2 separate regions of the Mus musculus genome follow, and region 2 is linked to region 1. The links are chromatin contacts, found by POLR2A ChIA-PET in ENCODE. All regions are on one chromosome and are shown on one strand. Each heading gives the region's core, a stretch centred on a gene start or an enhancer-like site at or near the end of the contact. The rest is flanking DNA. Distances are from core to core; before and after follow the strand shown.

Region 1 (6,019 bases), core at 2,485-4,984:
TTAAGACACACTCAATGAGTACGCTTAAACGGGTGTGAAAGGACCAGGGAGATACCCAAGGGTGAAGGCACAGGCTGCCTAAGCCCCAGCCTAAGTTCCACCCCAGAGCCACACAGTAGAAAGAGAATGATGCCTGCAAGTTGTTTTCTGGTTACCAGGCCTGATTATTCGAGTTCCACCTTCAGAACCCACATAAAAAAGGACAGGCACTGTGAACTGTGCCCGTAATCCCAGCACTGGGAAGATGTCACAAGCAGCCTTCAGCTTACTGCCAAGCCAGCCTAGCCAGCCTGGTGAGCCCCAGGTCCCCATGATAGATCATGCCTCAAGACACAGAGTGGGGGCAAGGGAGATGGCTTAGTGGGAAAAAGTATTAGCCATGCTAGCTTAACATCAATTTCCAGAACTCAGGTAAAAACTATAAAAGGGAGTCAGGCATGGTAGCATACCAAGGCAGAGGCAGGCAGATGTCTGTGAGTTCCAGGACAGTCAGGGCTCTGTTACACACAGAAACCATCTTGAAAAAAACACTCACGAACATACATACACACACACACACACACACACACACACACACACACTTTCTTGTTTTGAAACAGGGTCACCAAGCCCAGTGATACACAAATCTAAGCATAAAAAGAGCCAATGAATTGGATCAATGGTTAAAGGTATTTTGGAGTTATACTTGAGTTCAATTCTGAAGATTCACAGTAGGAGACAGTCAACACGCCCCAAGTTGTCTTTTGGCAAGTTTTACTCTAGTTAGGACTGTATAGTAAAGCCTTGTCTCAAAAAGCCACAATAAAATATTTTTAGATCATACAAATTTGTAGCCATACCTTAGCTAATATAATTGTGCATGGTGAAAACATTGAGTAACTGTATGTATGTAAATAACTGTAGCTCTTTTGTTTGCTTGTTTGTTTTTCAAGACTGGGTTTCTCTGTGTAGCCCTGGCTGTCCTGGAACTCACTTTGTAGACCAGGCTGGCCTCCAATTCAGAAATCCGCTGCCTCTGCCTCCCAAGTGCTGGGATTAAAAGTATGCGCCACCACTGCCCAGCAGCTGTAGCTCTTAAAAAGGAAAATGTACTATCATCAGGTATTGGGCTATGTAAAAGTAATTGGGGGATTTGCTCCACCCCTTTTGCTCCCAAATAAGGACAAGGCGTTTCTTGGTCCATTCTAGTCCTTTTTGGTCCCTGAATAAAAGGCACAGGAACCTAATAAATGTATTAAAAGGCTGTGAGCCCTATAGCTAGACAGAAAGTCATCTATTCTACTGTGCTAGCTTGGCTACTCCCCAGCCTCATGGTCGTTCACCTGTGACCTGAGCCTCATCAGCCCCACTCTGCTCCACCTGTGTTCTCATGGCCACTCCTGGTCCCTCCATATCTTCTTTTCTTCTTCCTCCCCCAACCCCTTCTCACTCCTCTGTGGGACCCCATGACTGGGACGGGAAGTCCTGCCTTCCCTCTCTCCTCTGCTCAGTCATTGGCTGAATCAGCTCTTTATTAACCAATCAGAGGTGACGGATAACAATTTTTGCATAACACTGAAACTGGAAGTGCTTAACCTGGCCAACTTCTGGACTGCAGTTAAAGAGAAGCATAGAAATTAGCATCTGAATAGATGATGCACAAACCCATCCCCCAAGAGGGCTAATCCAAGTTCTTCGTTTAAATGATTTTGATTTTTTGATTTTTATTTTTTTATCGAGACAGGGTTTCTCTGTGTAGTCCTAGCTGTCTTGGAACTCACTCTGTAGACCAGGCTGACCTGAAATTCAAAGAGATCCACCTGCCTCTGCTTCCTAAGTGTTGGGATTAAAGGAATGGCCCACCACCACCCGACTGCTAATTTGGATTTTTGTTTGTTGAGGCAGTGTCTCACTGTGTAGCACTGGCTGGTCTGAAATTCTCTAGGTAGAGTGGCTGTCTTCAGAGATCCTGCCTCTCTCTGCCTCCAGAATATTAAGACTAAATGCCTCCTGCTCTACCACCACCGCCCAGCCTAACTCCATTTTTATTTAGTAGAGCCAGAGCAGGAAACATTAAATTAAAACGTAGTAAAACTGCCGGGCAGTGGTGGCGCATGCCTTTAATCCCAGCACTTGGGAGGCAGCAGCAGGCGGATTTCTGAGTTCGAGGCCAGCCTGGTCTACAAAGTGAGTTCCAGGACAGCCAGGGCTACACAGAGAAACCCTGTCTCGAGAAAAAGAAAAAAAAAAAAAAAAAGAATGTAGTAAGCCTGAGTAGGTGTTTACTGAATGAGGTGGTTAGGAATGTAAAGACTACATACTCCCTGGACTAAACTGGTAAGACAGGTTCTGAGAGTTGTGAACAGACTAACCATCTTAGAAGGTCACTTCCTTTCTAGCAAATAGCATCATCAATCATTCAAATTATATCACAAGTACACCTCCTGTCGAACTTCATGACTTTATTTCCTCCAGTGTGGGGGCAGAAGCTTTCCGTATGCTCGGCAAATACTCTAACACTGAAGTAATTACCAGCCTTTGAACTTCTGTTGTTTTGAGACAGCCCCCACTATATAGGCTAGGCTGATCTTGAAGTTACAATCCTGCTTCAACCTTTTGAGTGCTACAATTACAGACCTAGGCCACCACGCCTGCCCATTAGTCTTGTTTTATTGTTTGATTCACTACTGTATTTCCTGTATCTAGAACAATACGAGACACACTAAAAGTGCTCTTTAAATCTAGGCCAAATGAATGAGCCCACGAATAAGTGAGTATTTTAATTGCACATGATAAAAAACAGACTTTCCTCTGCAATGTCTGTCAATGCTTAAATTCTTTACAAGAAAGTTATTGCTAAGTTAGAGTGTCAAAAAATATGAGCTAAAAATAGGTGACATTTAAAATCTGAGATTCAGCTTATGTTGTCTTGCTCTAAATGCTCCTCTCTCCAGCACAAAATAGTGGCAGCCCATGGAATCTGAAAGATTTTGAACCTGCACAGATTTGGATTAAACCCTGTCTCCATCATTCACTAGCTGGCTTTGAGCAATATCTCTAGGTCTATTTACTCACCTAAGAAAATAACTTTAGTATCTGTCCTCAATACAATGTTAAAAACCGGAAAGTATATATGTAACACGTTTGGCCCACAGCTCATCAAACAGAAACTAACATTAGGACTAAGTTTCCTTGGCAACTCGTCGTCCTCTTCAAGAAATAGGGCACGGCTAACTTTCCCAGACCACGCCCTCAGACTCCGAGGCCCCGCCCCTTCTAGGCTCACCCGGCCTAGGCAGCCCACCCAGAGCGGTGAGTCCCCCTCTGTACCTGACCCATAGCGCACGTCGTGAGAATGCAGTCGGACATTGTGGCGTGTATTGAGTAGCTTCACCACGGAGCCGCAAGTAACGACAGCCATGTTGGACGCTCCCACAGCGCTCCACAAACCACCCAACAACAGAAGCGACAAGACAGCCATCCTAGATCCGAGAGAACTAATCATCCAAGAAAATTAGGCCCGTCCCCGGAACCGGAAGCCGAGGGTAGAACTACGCCAAGATGGAAGAGAAGACTCCTTAACCTGAATCTTTATGGTTCCTTTGGCGAGAGCGGCTTAAAGAACACGCTGGCCCGGGAGGCCTTCGGGACCTCACTTTGTACTGGGTGCTCTGTGGCGGCTGCGTTCCTTAGGCGTTCGCGGACTCGGAACCAAAGCCCTAGACGCCGGAGGGGAAAAGACAGCAGGAAATGACCCTCCCACTCCCAGTGACAGAGAGCCGGAGGTGACGTACTACGTTAACGCAGCAGCGGCGACGGTGGTGGTGGTGGTGGCGGCGGCTGCGGAGGGCCCTTGCGGTGGGTCCGGACTATCCTTTTGCAGTCTCTGATCGGCGACTCCATTTTCTTCGGTGGGAGCTTAGCGTAGCGGAGAAGCAGCGGCCTTCAAGCAGGTAACGCTCAGCCTGGAGAGTGTGTTGCGTGTGTGGGTGCGCAGGTGGCGAGCCAGACTCCTGGGGCCTGGTCCCGTAAGGGAAGAAGCTTTGGGGTGCCCCACTGCGGGAAGGAAGGGGGCCCTGGCTTTCCCTGATCTGCCAGGGGGGAAAAGGACAGGAAAGTACCGTGATTGCTCAGAGTCTCCAGCCCTTTCTCCACGCGGTACCACCCGGAACCTGTGACCTGGGGTTACCTCTTGAATCAACAGGCTTTCTGGGATCCCATCTTCTCCGCGGCGTCTGGAATCTGGGCCACGCAAAAAATTGGGACTAGAAGAGAGACCTAAGGGTTTCTTTACTTGGCATCAGGTGATCGGATTAATTAGTCCGGCGTTTGGGTCCTGCTGAGCTTTCGAGAGTTCAGCCATGAGGCGGGTGTACTGTGCTGAATGTTAGCTCTTTACAAAATGTTGAGTAATTATACGGTTTTTTTTCCACATATGGGCAAGTCCCTTAATCCTTTCTAAAGATGCGAGTTTATACTTAAGTACCTGGAGCCTTCCATCTTGTATAATTCATTTCCTCGAACACTTGCCAAAGACCTATCATAAATATTAGAATTGGTTGTTAAATCAGAAATGTGTATTGTTTGACATCAGGTACTCGAGTATCTTAAGTAAAGCAGTTCCTCTGTATTACAGAAAGAATCGATTTCTGTTTTCCTTTAGGAGGCGGGTCTCCTGTAATAATTACATGAAAAGACACGGTAATACAAAGGTCATAGGGTAATTTGTTTTTCATCCCGCCCCACTCCATTCCCGCTGCTCCCCTTCTTCAGAATCCTCCATTACTTATTACTTTCATTAATTTGTGTGTGTGTGTGTGTGTGTGTGTGTATGCCTCAATTAGTTAATTTATGGTGGTTTACAAGTACATGGGTGAAGAAGTATTCAGAGAAGCCTGGGCTACAACCCTAAAGAAAATGTTCCCCTCCCCCAGCAACCATGAATTACTATCGATCCTTAGGGTTGGTGGGATCTCATGATGAGCCCCTCCCCCCTAGCAACCGTTAACTGCCCATAAACCTGTAGGAAGGGAGGAGCCTGGTCCCCCTCCCCAGCATTGAAGTATGCTACAATGTGTGGAAGTCGTTGAATTTAATTAATTTTGGGGAGAAAAAGTTTAGTTCTATTGTTGAACACTCACAGTTTGTGAGTCTTCAGTGTTTTAGTTACAAAACAATTATAGCAACAATGGAGAAGCTGAGCCAGGAGGATCATGGAATTTACGTTTTGGTTGCATTTGTAGACCCTGTCTCAAAAACAGCTCTCCCTTCAACCACGAGTTTAGAGCCCCTCTCCATGCCTAGTGTCCCACCACTACAGGCTTATTTTATTTGGTTGGCTTGTGTGACTATTAGATTAGACTAGATTAGATTGGTAAAGTATTTTTTGTTGTTTTTATTTTTTTCAAGACAGGGTTTCTCTGTATAGCCCTGGCTGTCCTGAAACTGACTCTGTAGACCAGGCTGGCCTCGAACTCAGAAATCCGCCTGCCTCTGCCTCCCAAGTGCTGGGATTAAAGGCATGCACCACCACTGCCTAGCTTAGACTGGCAAAGAATTAACACTCTCCAAATGAACTTAATCTTACTTACCAAGTGATATATCAAGCCAGAAAGTAGAACAGTCCTAAAATCCAATCAAAGCTTATTTACTCCCTCTAGTTCTTTTTTTGGTTTTTGAAGACAGAATCACTCTTTCTAGTTGTCCTTGAATCCACAGAGATCTGCTTCCTGAGTACTGGGGACTAAAGGCTTGTGCCACCACCATCCAGCAATATTCTTGTTCCTAATAAATGTAATCACCATCTGGGTCGGGTGTGATCACTGGCTTCCTCACAATGATTTCCCAATATCAATCACCAAATCCTATGTTTCAGAAAAGACCAAACCAAACCAAACCAAAAAAAAAACCAAAAAAAAAATCAAAACCAAAATTCTGTTCTAATCTCTCTGAAAGGCCACTCCAGCCATCATCTTCCTTGACAGGTAGCCTAGGCTGACGTAGGAGTTGTGGTCACTCCGCCTCAGCCTCCCCAGTGCTA
Region 2 (6,224 bases), core at 1,071-3,570, 56 kb before region 1:
CCTTGCTGGTTACTACACAGAACTACTAGTAGGAAAAGAAAGATAGGAAACCACTTTGGATCCTTATGCATCCCGTACATATAGGGGATGCAGCCCATAGTATAAACAGACTAAGCAAATCTATTTATGCCAATGGGAGACTCTACCTTGACTATGACCCTGCCACGTCCTTTTCTAATTCCAACCAACATCTTAAGAGATATGGTAGGGGCTGGAGAGATGGCTCAGCGGTTAAGAGCACTGACTGCTCTTCCAGAGGTCCTGAGTTCAAATCCCAGCAACCACATGGTGGCTCACAACCATCTGTAATGAGATCCGATGCCCCCTTCTGGTGTGACTGAAAACAGCTACAGTGTATTCGTATAGATAAAATAAATAGATAACTCTTAAGAGAGAAAGAGTGGGGGGTAGGAGAGACTGAACAGAGGATGGGAAATGTTTCAAGTGCTCTCAGAATCTAGAGTTACACCAGAATAACTCAGAGATCACTCCAGGAATGCCAGCTGGTGGTGGCACATACCTTTAATCCTAGCACTCAAGAGGCAGAGGCAGGTGGATCTCTGAGTGGCCAGCCTGGTCTTCAGAGTGAGTTCTGGGACAGCCAAGTCTACACTGAGAAACCCTGTCTCAAAAAAAACCAAAGCTGGGCTGGTGAGATGGCTCAGTGGGTAAGAGCACCCGACTGCTCTTCCAAAGGTCCGGAGTTCAAATCCCAGCAACCACATGGTGGCTCACAACCATCTGTAATGAGATCTGATTCCCTCTTCTGGAGTGTCTGAAGACAGCTACAGTGTATTTACATATAATAAATAAATAAATAAATAAATATTTTTTAAAAAACCAAAGCCAACCAAACAAACAAAAATCTTGAGTTACTAAAGACAGAATAAAGTTAATGAAATAGGATTGCGGGTATAGTTTAGTAGTAGTGTAGTATCCATCTAGCAAGCACAAAGACCTAGGTTTAATACCCAGCACCATAAAATAACAAAATCATGGTCAAAGAAAAAAAAAAGCAAACTTTCATATTTTGAAAGAATGGTAGGCTTCCTGGTTCTCCCTATAGGAAGAGGAAATGATAGCAATTTCTTCAGGACAATTTCCCAAGTAAGTTCTACAAAATGTCTTTAAAGAACCCAGTGGGTCAAACTCCTCTCTTGACAAGTTTTACAAAAGCAGTTTGTACTATTTCTCTTAAGTCATTTGACAAGTAATTAAAAAAAAATCTAAAACATTAAAAAAAAAATCTAAAAGTAGAAAAGAAGCTGAGTGGTGGTAGTGGTGGCTGGCACCCTTGATCTCCGAACTGGAGAGGCAGAGGTAGGCAGATCTCTGAGTTTCAGGCCAGCCTGGTCTACAGAAAGTGTTTCAGGACAGCCAGGTCTACACAAAGAAACTCTGTCTCAAAAAACAAAAACAAAAACAAACAAACAAAACCCAAAACAACAATAATAGTAACAGTAACAATAGAAAACCTTCTAACTAAAAGGTACAGCTCAATATAGGCAATTCTGCAAGGTAATAGTTTAAAGTATTGGATACAGGAAAATTCTAACTACCCCATAGGATAGATGGATATGGTTTCAACTCTTGGAGACAGATCTCTCCATAAATGTGCCAGTATTTCTCGGGAATTTGGTATAGGTCAAAAACAAGAAAAGAGGTAAAGAAAAAAAAAAATCGAACCCAGCTAAATAGAGGTGTGGGTTCTCAGTGGATTCGTTTTAACCACCCCAGGGCACCTCTCTGTTGGCCTGAATAGCTGTAAATGGATGTCACGGAAGTGGAAGACTTCATTATCGTTATTAATTACGTTCCAGCTTTGGCCCTCTGTTCCTCTGAGCATCTGAGCCTGGGCAAACAGCCCAGTTGTGAAGCTAAAAATCTCACCTTCAGCTCCAGCCTGCACAGGTATGGGGTCAGCGCGGAGATCATAGAGGGACCTTTCCCTGAATCGGCGAGGGCCTCGGGCTGTAGTTTAAGCTCTCGGAGAGGAGTACTCATAGCTGGCTTCCCCTGAGAGAGAAAGCGAGTGTGAGGAAAGCTGGTCTCGGCCTCCCGGAGTGTTTTCCCACAACCGCTAGGCCGGGGCGGACAATGCCTCCCGCTGCCCCACTTCGTCCGGAGCCGGACTTCACCGGCCTCGGCCCCGCCCGGCCCCGCCCAGGTAGCGCCCTGTCTGCCGGAGTTCTCTCCTCACCTTTTGGGGCGAAGGCGACAAACCGAGATTCAGTGTTTTCACCCTCCACATTTTCAACTCGATCACTTAACCAGACCAAGTCGAAATGGCCACTTTCACCCGCCGCCTCTATTTGAACCCAATACGCACTTCGGGATTGGCTGCGGGGCCGCGGTACGTATGGTGGGCGGGACCTGCGCGCGTCACGCCCCCACGAGCCGCTCAGCCTAACGCCTCCACTGAAGCACCCATCTGGCAGGCTGGTGTGTCTGTGGGCTGCTGGAGAGTCGTGGAGTCCTGTTTCAGTGGCTCCGTTCCCCCGGTTACCGAGTGAGCCGCACTTCCCCCAGGGTTGGGCTGTCCAGGCATAGGTGCCAGTTTCATAACGGCCAGAGGGAGTTCCTAAGTGCCCAATTTCGGCCTTCAGGTAACCGCCTCTTCAGAATTTCTGGGCCTTTCTTGTGTCTAACCTCGGAGCCTACTGTAACAAGATCACTAGAATAATAGTTGATATTTACTTTACTGTGCATTTATGGTGATCTGTTTCAAGTGCTTGCTATATTAATAACTAACTCTCTCACACACATACACACTCTCACACACACAAACAGCGTGTCCCACACCACCACTGCCTGGCCCTCAGCCTCTTGAATGATGAAATCACAGGCCAATTTAGAAGTGTTAATGTATGAAGAAAAAGAAGAGAACCAAAGAAGAGCTTTAATGTTAGAAACTGTAGGGTTCTGTCAGGGTATGCGCGCCCATCAGGAACTGTACTGGTCAGTAACTTTCTGCGGGCTGCATGTAGCTCTGAATTCTTCAAATGGGAATATAATACAGGTGTGAAATGCACATTGCATTTCAGACCTTGTATGGAAAAACTATTTTTTTAATGTTAATTGCATACTGAAATATTTTTAGATATGCTAGGTTAAATAAAATATATTAAAATTTCTTGTTTTAAACCTTTTGAACATGGGTGACAATTTTAAAATTATGTAAGGGGAAGAATGGGGCAATGACTCCATCTTAGAGCTTGTCAGGAAAGCTTGAGGGCCTGAATTTGGATCTCCAATACCCAATAAAAAGCCGGGCATGGTGGTGCACACTTTTAATCTCAACACTGAAGAGGCAGAAGCAGGTGGATCTCTGTGAGTTCGAGGCCAGGATGGTTTACACAGTGTGTACCAAGACAGCCAGGGCTACATAGATCCTGTTAAAAAAAAAAAGGGCTGGGTGCAGCAGTTTTTGCCTGTTCTCCTAACAACATGGGGGCTGAGGCAGAAATGAGAGGATCCCCTGGGGTTTGCTGCTCAGTTAGTCTAATGAATCAGTGAGTTCTGGGTTCAATAACAGAAAATGTCTTGAAAGATAAAGTCTAGAGTGATTGAAAAAAATATGTAATGTTGACCTCTGGTTCCACAAAGCCCTACACATGTGAGCAAGCAGGTAGACAGGTACATGAACATGTACAGACATATAAGTTATACTAACTTGTGTTTCATTTCTTCTTTGTGACAGGGTCTCTCTGTGTACTTGTTGCTACCCTGGAAATCAGATCAAGCTGGCCTTGAACTCATAAAGAGACCCACTGGCCCTCTACCTCCTGGGTACTAGGATTAAAATCATACATGTCTTTTTGTTTTGTTTTAAGCTAGTCTCTGGTGGTATAGATCGGGCTCCTTTCAGCTCTTCCTCTGCCTCCTGAGTGCATTCATTATACTTCTATTGAACACTGCTACTCTAGAGACAAACAGTACCAGTCTGTAGGCTTTAGAAAAACTGCTTGAATAAAAACAGGGGGAGACAAGATAGGTGGGTAGTGCCGAAGATAAGAGTCCCAGGGCCTAGAACATGCTAAGTTTGTGCTCTACCAAGCAACTGCTCTTCCAATAGAGTGATTTTTCCTTTTTTGAGGCAGGATCTCTCTTTAGCCTAGGCTGGCCTCAATTTTTCGGCAATCCTTCTGCCTCAGAGTCCTGAGAATGCTTTTGAGCTTGGAATTGTCCAAGGTTCAGCAAAAGGTACCCCAAGAGTATTTGTGGTCTGAGGTGGCCGTTCCTGGTTGCCAGCTACGTCTGGGATGAACTACAATCCAGAAATGGAGGGCACACCCATGATCCAGATCTTGAGGCTGGAAAATACAGGCTTCTGACCTGGATCTTGAGGCATAGTGGTCATGAAAACCTTGAGGCCCAGGCAAGGTAGTGTATAGTTTTAATCTCAGGAGACTAAAGCAAGCAGATCTCTGAATTCAAAGTCAGCCTGGGGCAAAGCAAGTTCCAGGTCCAGGCGTGGTGGTACACACCTTTAATCTGGGCCAAGTTGTCTGCTGGAGGCCTAAATAAGGACAATGGAAGAAGGGAAAGGCTTTGCAGCTTTACACTCACTTGCCAGGACATCTGGACCCTACTTACTTCTTCAGGATTCCAGCTTAGACAGAAGACCAGCTGAAACAACTAGCCTGGTGGGACTGAGCAACTGCTAGATATTGGGACTTCCCATTCACAGCTGCCCATTGTTGGGTTAGTTGGACAGCAGACTGTAAGTCATTACAATAAATTCCCTTTAAATATATAAAGACATTCCATAAGTTCTGTGACCCTAGAGAACCCTGACTAATACATGGTCCATCAAAAAGACCCAGCAAATAAATAGTGGATAGTGTCGGAAAAGTCCAGGCAGGTAAATAAAGGTTAGCAAAAGTTTGTATCACACAAACAATGTGTGTGGAATGCTTAGGCCTTGTGGTAGTTGGCATGTGAGATTCCAGCTGTGCTCATACAAAGACAGTAGTGTGCTACTAGTAACAAATATGAATAGGGAGGATGAGATAGGATGGAAAATACTGTAACACCTTGGTCAAAACAATAAATGCAAAGATGAATTAAAGATAGACCAATTCTATCCTCAGGAAATGATCGATTATATGTATAAACTTTTGTATAAACATATGTATGTACACACAGACTAATTTTGTTAATATACACATTTTTTTCTTAAAGATACTTTGATGCATAAACATATATATCTAAGATTGGCTCTTTCTTTCTTTTTTTTTTTTTTTTTTTTGAGACACCCCGTTTCTCTGTATAGCTCTGGCTGTCCTGCAACTTACTCTGTAGACCAGGCTGGCCTAGAACTCAGAAATCCACCTGCCTCTGCCTCCCGAGTGCTGGGATTAAAGGCGTGTGCCACCATGCCCGGCACAGATTGGCACTTTTTTTTTTTTTTTTTTTTTTTTACTATGACTGGGTCTTGCTAAGGACATAATTTCCCTAACTGGATTTTATAGTCCTGACATCAAGGGGTTATAGGCCTGTGTTACCAAAGCTTTTTCTTTTCTTTTTTTTAGATTTATTTATTTTATGTATATGAGTACACTTCAGGCACACCAGAAAAGGGCTTCAGATCCCATTACAGATAGTTGTGAGCCACCATGTGGTTCTTGGGAATTGAACTCAGGACCTCTGGAAGAACAGTCAGTGCTTTTAACAACTGAGCCATCTCTCTAGTCCCTCCCTTCTTTTTTGAAACAAGGTTTCTCAGTAGCCCTAGCGGTCTTGGAACTTATTATGTAGATCAGTCTGGCCTTGTTCTCACAGAGACCTACCTGCCTCTGCCCCATTAAAGGTATGTACCACCACACCCAACCAGCTTTTTCCGTCTTTTTCCACTTAGATTTTTCATGTTTCTTCTATGTTCTCTCATGTTTTCTCCCCACTTATTTATTTGGTTGGTTTAGTTTTTCCAGATAGGGCTTCTCTTTGTAGCCCTGGTTGTCCTGGAACTCCCTCTATAGATTAGGTTATCCTCAAAATCAGAGATCAAACTGCCTCTGCCTCCCAAGTTCTGGGGTTAAAGGCATCTGTTACAAAAATCAACTATTTGCATTCTTTTTAAAAGAAAACAGGTTAACCTTGAACTCACTAAGTAACCAGGGACAATGATGACTAGAACTTTAAAAAATATTTTAAAAGAAATTTTATTTATTTCAACTCTGGGTGGCTTGGAACTTGCTATCTGGCCTCAGATCCCACCAGCT

What was found. ChIA-PET counts read pairs that join two places held with the same protein, here RNA polymerase II (POLR2A).
Region 2: POLR2A ChIA-PET joins it to region 1 with 12 read pairs in Patski. The contact joins the promoter of Spag5 here to the promoter of Sdf2 in region 1. POLR2A ChIA-PET finds 5 or more read pairs at or near these places in 2 of 5 experiments (Patski and embryonic stem cell).

The regions. Positions count from the first base shown.
Region 1 is chr11:78,243,461-78,249,479 of GRCm38, reverse strand. Sdf2 (stromal cell derived factor 2) reads right to left here and starts at 3,734. Exons shown (of 3, transcript NM_009143.3): 1 at 3,310-3,734. The coding sequence starts at 3,484. It overlaps Supt6 (SPT6, histone chaperone and transcription elongation factor), which reads left to right and starts at 3,777. Exons shown (of 37, transcript NM_009297.2): 1 at 3,777-3,932.
Region 2 is chr11:78,297,687-78,303,910 of GRCm38, reverse strand. Spag5 (sperm associated antigen 5) reads right to left here and starts at 2,320. Exons shown (of 24, transcript NM_017407.3): 1 at 2,201-2,320; 2 at 1,891-2,016. The coding sequence starts at 2,251. Gm3948 (predicted gene 3948) reads left to right here and starts at 2,400. Exons shown (of 4, transcript NR_166889.1): 1 at 2,400-2,606; 2 at 3,701-3,789.